Regions from separate parts of the Homo sapiens genome. Here region 1 is linked to region 2. Evidence: read pairs that join two places in POLR2A ChIA-PET (ENCODE). Cell type or tissue: Panc1. All regions are shown on one strand. Each heading gives the region's core, and the rest is flanking DNA. Links, peaks and the distances in the headings are about the cores only.

Region 1 (4,394 bases), core at 322-4,321, 110 kb before region 2:
CAAAGGCACAGGGAAACACTGGTAAAAACTCTGGGCTTTAAAGCATCTTTAAAGATGGTTATTCCCAGGATTCTGACTTTTCTGTTCAAAGTATGGACACTTGGAGAAATCTCCAACAGCTGGGATAAAAGGTACCCTTAAATGCAAAATAGGTGTCAAGGAACTTTGAAAACATTTTGTATTTCCAAAGGACTGAGAACCTAGTATAACAAGGTGAGTATGGAATAGGTGAGAGTACAAATATATTTGTTTTATACCATGACCTTATTAAAAGTTAGATTTGGGCCAGATGCAGTGGCTCACACCCGTAAACCCAGCACTATGGGTGGCCGAGGCGGGCACATCACCTGAGATCAGGAGTTCGAGACCAGCCTGGCCAACATGGTCAAACCCCATCTCTACTAAAAATACAAAAATTAGCCAGGCATGGTGGTGGGCACCTGTAATCCCATCTACTCAAGAAGCTGAGGCAGGAGAGTCGCTGAAGCCTGGAGGCAGAGGTTGCAGTGCACTGCACTCTGGCCTGGGCGACAAGAGCAAAACTCTGTCTCAAAAAAAAAGTTAGATTTGTTTCTGATTTGTCTGATTTTCCGATTTAGTCTTCATAATCCTTGGATTGAAATGAGAGTGGTTTTTTTTTTTTTTAAACCATACCACTTTTTAAACTATGGCTACTTACATCCAAAGTACAAAGGATAGGTTATTTAACATACCTTTAAGCAACCATGATGCTGGCTCAAGATTGGAAGTGGCAGTGTTTTCATTTGTTTGTTTAGATCAGATATCTCTTTGATACTGTCTGAAATTCTCAAATGCCTCTACCACAGTCACTTTAGGTGACAAGGTTTTTTTTGTTGTTGTTGTTTTTTTTAAAGGCCCCAGGGCAGGGTTGCGGGGGTGGGTGCTTGAATGCTTGGACATGCAGAAAGGTTACGGTTTTTTTTTTTTACCAGAACTTGTGTAAGATTCAATCTTCAAAGCAGAGTATTTTTGGAGTATTTCATGTGGCATGAGAGAAGAAATAATTTTATAGTATACAAACCAACATTTTGTATTAGAGAAAACAAAACAATTGGTTTAACTTTATTTAAAACAATATTCATTAATGTGTCCCACCAGCAATCAGAATTAACATCTAACAGTTTTTACACTTACCTGGAAAATTCTGATCTTTTAGATTTGCTTCTCCCTTTTGCCACATTTTTAGACTGGACATTGTCATTGTGAAATAGGATCAAGGATGTGCCTTCAGTATCAGAGGAAATGCACCATACCCAGTTGGCTCCTGGGATTTGGGATTCTTTGTTTCTACAGTTGCCCAAGTTATTGATATTTCTAGGTTTGGGCTCACATAAATAGTCTGGTTCTTGAGTTAGGAAAATGTATGGTCTTGTTAGTATTTTGTCTGTCACATCTGAGGAGAACTCAAAAGAGCGTTGCTCTATGATTGTTGCCTGTTCAAAGAATAGTTTTGTTGGTGAAGTTTTCTGTTCTTTTAAGTTGCGTTTCTTTTTTTTTTTTTTTTTTTTTGAGACGGAGTCTCACTCTGTCACCTAGGCTGGAGTGCAGTGGTGTGATCTCGGCTCACTGCAACCTCCGCCTCCCGTGTTCAAGCGATTCTCCTGCCTCAGCCTCCTGAGTAGCTGGGATTACAAGTGCGCGCCACCACGCCAGGCTAATTTTTGTATTTTTAGTAGAGACAGAGTTTCACCATGTTGGTCAAGCTGGTCTCAAACTCCTGACCTCGTGATCCGCCCACCTCAGCTTCCCAAAGTGCTGGGATTACAGGCGTGAGCCGCCGTCCCCGGCCTTAAGTTGCATTTTTAATACTTTATGAAGACTCTAAAATGAGAGACTTGATAACTTCTAGGATTAGTACCCTGACACAATTTAAGGAGCATATTATATTCTAAGTTTTTCAAGGAAATGATGGTTTAACTGCTTTAAGAGGTAAAGATGAAGAATTTCTGAAAGGCAGGTTTGCAAGCTCAGCATCCCTGACTCAGTGCCCCTGGCCACGCTTCACATTTCATATCTGGAGAGAGAAAAGGTAACCTGGAGCTAGGGCAGAGTTTCAGCTCTAGGTCTCGCTAGCTATACAAGAGCAGAGCCCTAAAAGAGTAGGTTCTCTTTTTTTTTTTTTTTTTAACTACTGTCCTTATATATTATATACATTGTTTTATATGTATAGTTAGATTTGTTTGTCCTTATATGCTGTGTACATTTGTTTTGTCACTATATATTATGTATACTGTTTTATATAGATAGATAGCTACCTATATATAAAAATTATGAAAGAATGGTAAAGTTGTGATTTTTTTTTTTTTCCCACACACTCCACTTTGGGGACTACCATTGTAAGCAGCAGACAACACCTGGGTCCTCTGAGGTATTAGTAGACTATGAGCCTCAAACAAAAGTTTCTGCAATAAAATTCCATAATTCCTTGATTTGAGGAGACAGTGGATAAGATGCACTACAGCTTAATAATCACTTCTAGGCACACAAAGAATACCATCACAACAGTTGTACACATAAATTGTAAAGATTTATTTCTATTTCAGAAACTGTGAAATTGTGTGTCTTTGACTTATAGAAATGTGATAAGTTGAAAAAATATTGACTTATATAAAGTTATACAGATTACTTACAGGACTTCTTAGAGTTTTTGATATTTGAATTGGTATGCTGAACATTGAAAGAGAAATAAAAAAAGGTCCCAGATGACCCTGAAACCTTTTTTGTTTTGTTTATTGTGGTAAAATACAGATAACATAAAGTTGGCCATTTTAAAGTACAGTCATGAGTCACTTAACAACGGGTATACATTCTGAGAAATGTGTTATTAGGTGATTTCATCATTGTGCAAACATCATAGAGTATACTTACACAAATCTGGATGGTATGGCCTACTACACACCTAAGCTATATGGTATAACCTATTGCTCCTGGGCTACAAACCTGTACAGCATGTTTCTGCACTGAATTACTATAGGCAGTTGGAACACAATGGTAAGTATTTGTGTATCTAAAAAGAAAAGGTGCAGTAAAAATGCAGTATTTTTTAAATGGTGCATCTATATATATAGATACATAAACACACACACATATGTATACACACACACACACACATACATATACCGTGTATGCCATGAATGGATCTTGCAGGACTGGAAATTGCTCTGGGTGAGTCAGTGAGTGAGTGGTGAGTGAATGTGAAGGCCTAGGACATTACACTACTGTAGACTTCATAAATATCTTACATTTAGGCTTCACTAAATTTATTTTTTTAATTTTTCTTTAATAAATTCACCTTGGTTTACTGTGCCTTGTTTTCTTTATAAACTTTTAAATTTTTTTAAACTCTTTTATAATAACAGCCTAAAACATAAACATGTTGTACAACTACAAAAATATTTTCTTTATGTCCTTTTCTCTTCTGAGCTGGGGCAGGGTCTTGCTCTGTTGCCCAGGCTGGAGTGCAATGGCACAGTCATCGCTCACTACAGCCTTGAACTCCTGGACTCATGCGATCCTCCCACCTCAGCCTCTCCAGCAGCTGGGTAGCTGGGACTACAGACCTGCACTACCACTCCCAGCTAATTTTGTTTGGTTTTCTTTTAATTTTTTTTTTTTAATTTTTTTAGAAATGGGGTCTTGTGTTTCACAGATTAGTCTTGAACTCCTGGCCTCAAGTGGTCCTCCTGCTTTAGCCTCCCGAATCACTGGAATTATAGGCGTGAGCTACTGTGCCCAGCTATATCTTTATTCTATATACTTTTTTCTATTAAATAATTTTTTTTTTTTTTACTTTTTAAACTTTTCTGTTGAAAACTAGGATGCAAATACACACAGTAGCCTAGGCCTACACAGGATCAGGAGCATCAGTATCACTGTCTTCCAGCTCCACATCTAGTCCCACTGGAAGGTCCTCAAGAGCGACACATACATGAAACTGTCATCTCCATCTCCTATGATAAAAATGCCCTGTTCTGGAATACTTCCATACTTCCGATAGGACCTGCCTGAGGCTGTTTGACAGTACACTTTTTTTTAGTAGAAGGAGTACACTCTTAACATAATAAAAAGTAGTGTATAGTAAATACATAAACCAATAACAGCCATTTATTATCAAGTATTATGTATGTATTATGCTTTCTTTCTTTTTTTTTTTTTTTTGGAGATAGAGTTACTCTGTTGCCTAGGCTGTAGTACAATGGCGCTGTCTCAGCTCACTGCAACCTCTGCCTCCCGGTTTCAAGCAATTCTCCTGCGTCAGCCTCTTAGGTAGCTGGGATTACAGGTGTGTGCCACCATGCCCAGCTAATTTTTTTGTATTTTTTCTAGAGATGGGGTTTCACCATGTTAGCCAGGCTGGTCTTGAACTCCTGACC
Region 2 (4,394 bases), core at 232-4,231:
ATTGAATAGGGGGTTATTTCCCCATTGTTTATTAGTGTCAGCTTTGTCGAAGATCAGTTGGTTGTAGGTGTGTGACTTTATTTCTGGATTCTCTATTCTGTTCCATTGATCTGTGTGCCTATTTTTGTACCACTGCCATGCTGTTGTGGTTACTATAGCTTCGTAGTATAGCTCGAAGTCAGATAATGCAATGTCTCTGACTTTGTTCTTTTTGCTTAGGATTGCTTTGGCTATTCAGGCTCTTTTTTGGTTCCATATGAATTTTAGAATTGTTTTTTCTAATTCTGTGAAAAATGACGTTGGTAATTTGATAGGAATTGCCTTGAATCTGTAGATTGCTTTAAGTAGTATGCCATTTTAATGATACTGATTTTTTGTGCTTAAAAGGCTCAATATCGCACAACTAGTAAATCCAGGCTGGGCACAGTGGCTCATGCCTGTAATCCTAGCACTTTGGGAGGCTGAGGCGAGCAGATCACCTGAAGTCAGGAATTTGAGATCAGCCTGGCCAACATGGGGAAACCCCATCTCTACTAAAAATACAAAAATTAGCTGGGCGTGGTGGCATGCACCTGTAATCCCAGCTACTCAGGAGGCTGAGGCAGGAGAATTGCCTGGGCCCACGAGATGGAGGTTGCAATGAGCCGAGATCGTGCCACTGCACTCCAGCCTGGGTGACAGAGCAAGACTCAGTCTCGGAAAAACAACAACAACAACCAAAAAAAAAAAAAAACCCAGTAAATCCCAGGCAGTCCAACTCTAAAATTTAAACATTCTATTAGTTCATATTAGGGTGGCTGATAAATTAATGGTTTAATGAGTGGTCTGTGAAGCAGCCATACCCACTTAGCAGCCAAGTCTGATTTACCTGCAGGAGAACAGAGCTAATGCCTGACCAGGCAGGGCTAATAAGAGTGTCCAGGCAACATGGCTTGAGCACTAGCCCTTAGAGAGATGCAAGAATCCTGGAAAATAATGGGTTTTTGGGGTAACCTTGAAAATACATCCTAGCTTCATCATTTATCCTTTTTGGGGCTCTCTCTGGGCCTCAATTTTTCAATCTGCTATGTGGGTTAATAATTACTGCCCTCAAGAGTATTATGAGGCTGGGCATGGTGACTCACGCCTATAATCCTAACACTTTGGGAGGCAAGACAGGAGGATCACTTAAGCCCAGGAGTTTGAGACCAGCCTGGGCAACATAGCGAGACTCTGTCTCCACAAGAAAATTTAAAAATTAGGCATTGCCGGGCATGTTGGCTCACACCTGTAATCTCAGCACTTTGGGAGGCTGAGGCGGGTGGATCACCTGAAGTCAGCAGTTCGAGACCAGCCTGGACAACATGGTGAAACCCCCATCTCTACTAAAAATACAAAAATTAGCTGGATGTGGTGGCAGGCACCTATAATCCCAGCTACTCCGGAGGCTGAGGCAGGAGAGTTGCTTGAACCCGGGAGGCAGAGGTTTCAGTGAGCCAAGATCGCTCCACTGCCCTCCAGCCTGAGTGACAAAGCGAAACTCCGTCTCAAAAAAAAAAAAAAAAAAAAGTTAGCCAGGCGTAGTGGCAGGTGCCTGTAGTCCCAGCTACTCAGGAGGCTGAGGTGGGAGGATCGCTTGAGCCCAGGCTATCGAAGCTGCAATGAGCCATGATTGCACCACTGCACTCCAGCTGAGACCCTGTCTCAAAAAAAAATAATAAAAAAAAGACAAAAAAGAACTGTTGTATGAAGATTAGATGATCCGAAACAAAAACCACAATGCATCATACCATCATACCTGGCTGGCAGCAGGCATAAAACAGATTTATTTCCTTTCTTTAATGAATCTCTCTCTCTCTCATCTCAACCTGAAGGCTCTCTAATAAGGCCCAGCTGTAGCGAACGTTCTCCAGCTGAGGTGCAAAAGCAGCTATGACCTTTACTCACATCTGCCTCCTCCCACACCAGACACTTCTTCCTTTCTATTTCTAGCTCATTGTTCACCAAGGTCCTTTCCCCTTTTCCAAGGTAGCTAGGATACAGGCTTGTTAGGCCTGGCTCCCAAATTCCCTGATGTGGCCAAGGCAAGGCCTTAGACAAGTGGACACAGGGGAAGCCGGAAAGAACATAAGCAATGGAAAAAAAATGTATCTTGAGAGTGGAGGTAAGGCTCACAAAGCCCTGTCCCATGACAGTAGCTCAGAAGCAGAAAGATGAACCAGCCAGGTTGGAGAAACCTGAACCAAGTCCCAGTGGGGAGGGCCAGGGTAAAGGGGAGCAGGGAATTAGCAGCAACCTTTATTCTGTGAGCAAATTAGGTTACATCTTTCTTTCTTTCTTTCTTTCTTTCTTTCTTTCTTTCTTTCTTTCTTTCTTTCTTTCTTTCTTTCTCTTTCTTTCTTTCTTTTTCTTTCTCTTTCTTTCTCTCTCTCTCTTCTTTTCTTCCTTCCTTCCTTCTTTCTTCTTTTTCTCGCTTTCTCTCTTTCTTTCCTAGTTTATTTAGAGACAAGTTCTTACTATATTGCCCAGGCTGGTCTCGTACTTCTGGACTCAAGCAATCCTCTCACCTCAGCCTCCTAAAGTGCTGGGATTAAATGCATGAGCCACGGCACCCGGCCTCTTTCTTGTTTGCTTTTTTTCTCTCTCTCTCTCCCTTTCTCAATCTCTCTCTTTCCCTTCCTTCCTTTCTTTCTAGATAAAGGTCAGGGATTTTTGTTTGTTCATTTGTTTGTTTCTTTGAGATGGAGTCTCACTCTGTCGACCAGGCTGGAGTGCAGTGGTGCGATCTCGGCTCACTGCAACCTCCGCCTCCCAGGTTCAAATGATTCTCCTGCCTCAGCCTCCCGAGTAAATGGGACTACAGGTGCACATCACCACAACCAGCTAATTTTTGTTTTTGTTTCTGTTTTTTTGAGACGGAGTCTCGATCTGTCGCCCAGGCTGGAGTGCAGTGGCGTGATCTCCACTCAGTGCAACCTCTGCCTCCCGGGTTCAAGCAATTCTCCTGCCTCAGCCTCCCAAGTAGCTGGGATTACAGGCATGTGCCACCACACCTGGGTACTTTTTGTATTTTTAGTAGAGAAGGGTTTCACCATGTTGGCTAGGCTGGTCTCAAACTTCTGACCTCAAGTGATCTGCCCTCCTCGGCCTCCCAAAGTGCTGGGATTACAGGCATGAGCCACCGTGCCCAATCTGTATTTTTAGTAGAGATGAGGTTTTACCATATTGGCCATGCTGTTCTCGAACACTTGACCTCAAGTGATCCGCCTGCCTCGGCCTCCCAAAGTGCTGAGATTACAGGTGGAAACCACTATGCCCAGGCAAGTATTTTTTAAAGGACTGAATGATTTGGGACCTCAGGTGACCTGGTATTAACTGGGATCCATGACAGGCTAGGAAGGACATTGTCTTGGTAGGGGCAGGCTGTTGTAGCTTTTTTTTTTTTTTGAGATGGAGTCTTGCTCTGTCGCCAGGCTGGAATGCAGTGGCGTGGTTTCAGCTCACTGCAATCTCTGCCTCCCAGGTTTAAGCGATTCTCCTGTCTCAGCCTCCCAACTAGCTGGGACTACAGGTGCGCACCACCATGCCCAGCTAATTTTTTGTATTTTAGTAGAGACGGGGTTTCATCATGTCAGCCAGGATGGTCTTGATCTCCTGACCTCATGATATGCCCGCCTCGGCCTCCCAAAGTGCTGGGATTACAGGCATGAGCCTCTGTGCCATGCCTGTTGTAGCATTTTTAAGCACAAGGAAAAATCAGAATACAATGTAGTTTCCTATGGGTCCTTGGGAGAGAGTAAGCTTCCTGTTTAGCAATGCAAGCAACTGGCAGAGCCTTACCTGCTAGGGTAATGGACCACTTGACTTCTGAAGTCACTTTCCCAAACATCAGTGAGAAGGGAGAGTGGGTACATGGAGAGCGTCCAAAGATCTAGGTTCAAATGTCCTTATTTATAGGCAGGGCATCTGATTTTTTTATTCTTTGTTCTTCTGATTAAAACTTTTTTCCAGCCAGGCACACGGGCTCACGCCTGTAATCCCAACACTTTGGGAGGCCGAGGCGGGTGGATCACCTGAGGTCAGGAGTTCGAGACCAGCCTGGTCAACATGGTGAAACCCTGTCTCTACTAAACATACAAAAAATGGCCAGGTGCGGTGGCTCACGCCTATAATCCCAGCACTTTGGGAGGCCAAGGTGGGCGGATCACAAGGTCAGGAGTTCGAGACCAACCTGGCCAAGGGTGGTGAAACCCTGTCTCTACTAAAAATACAAAACTTAACTGGGTGTGGTGGCAGGCGCCTATAGTCCCAGCTACTTGGGAGGCTGAAGCAAGAGAATCGCTTTAACCAGGGAGGTGAAGGTTGCAGTGAGCAGAGATTGCACCACTGCACTCCAGCCTGGGCAACAGAGTAAG

Evidence for each region. Peaks named below come from ENCODE experiments on the same cell type or tissue, not always from the same donor. Only the 100,000 strongest peaks of a DNase experiment are listed, where the experiment ranks them.
Region 1: POLR2A ChIA-PET joins it to region 2 with 8 read pairs; 4 of 35 experiments call an interaction of 5 or more read pairs at or near these places.

What each region holds. Positions count from the first base shown.
Region 1 is chr5:160,037,151-160,041,544 of GRCh38, forward strand. All of the region lies in intron 4 of TTC1 (tetratricopeptide repeat domain 1), which reads left to right. Among named protein-coding and RNA genes, the nearest start is that of TTC1, 30 kb to the left of the region's middle. In Panc1, for the core only: no CTCF peak of the experiment used is centred there; a DNase peak (open chromatin) is centred at 2,821.
Region 2 is chr5:160,145,087-160,149,480 of GRCh38, forward strand. No RefSeq gene overlaps it. Among named protein-coding and RNA genes, the nearest start is that of PWWP2A, 28 kb to the left of the region's middle. In Panc1, for the core only: no CTCF peak of the experiment used is centred there; no DNase peak of the experiment used is centred there.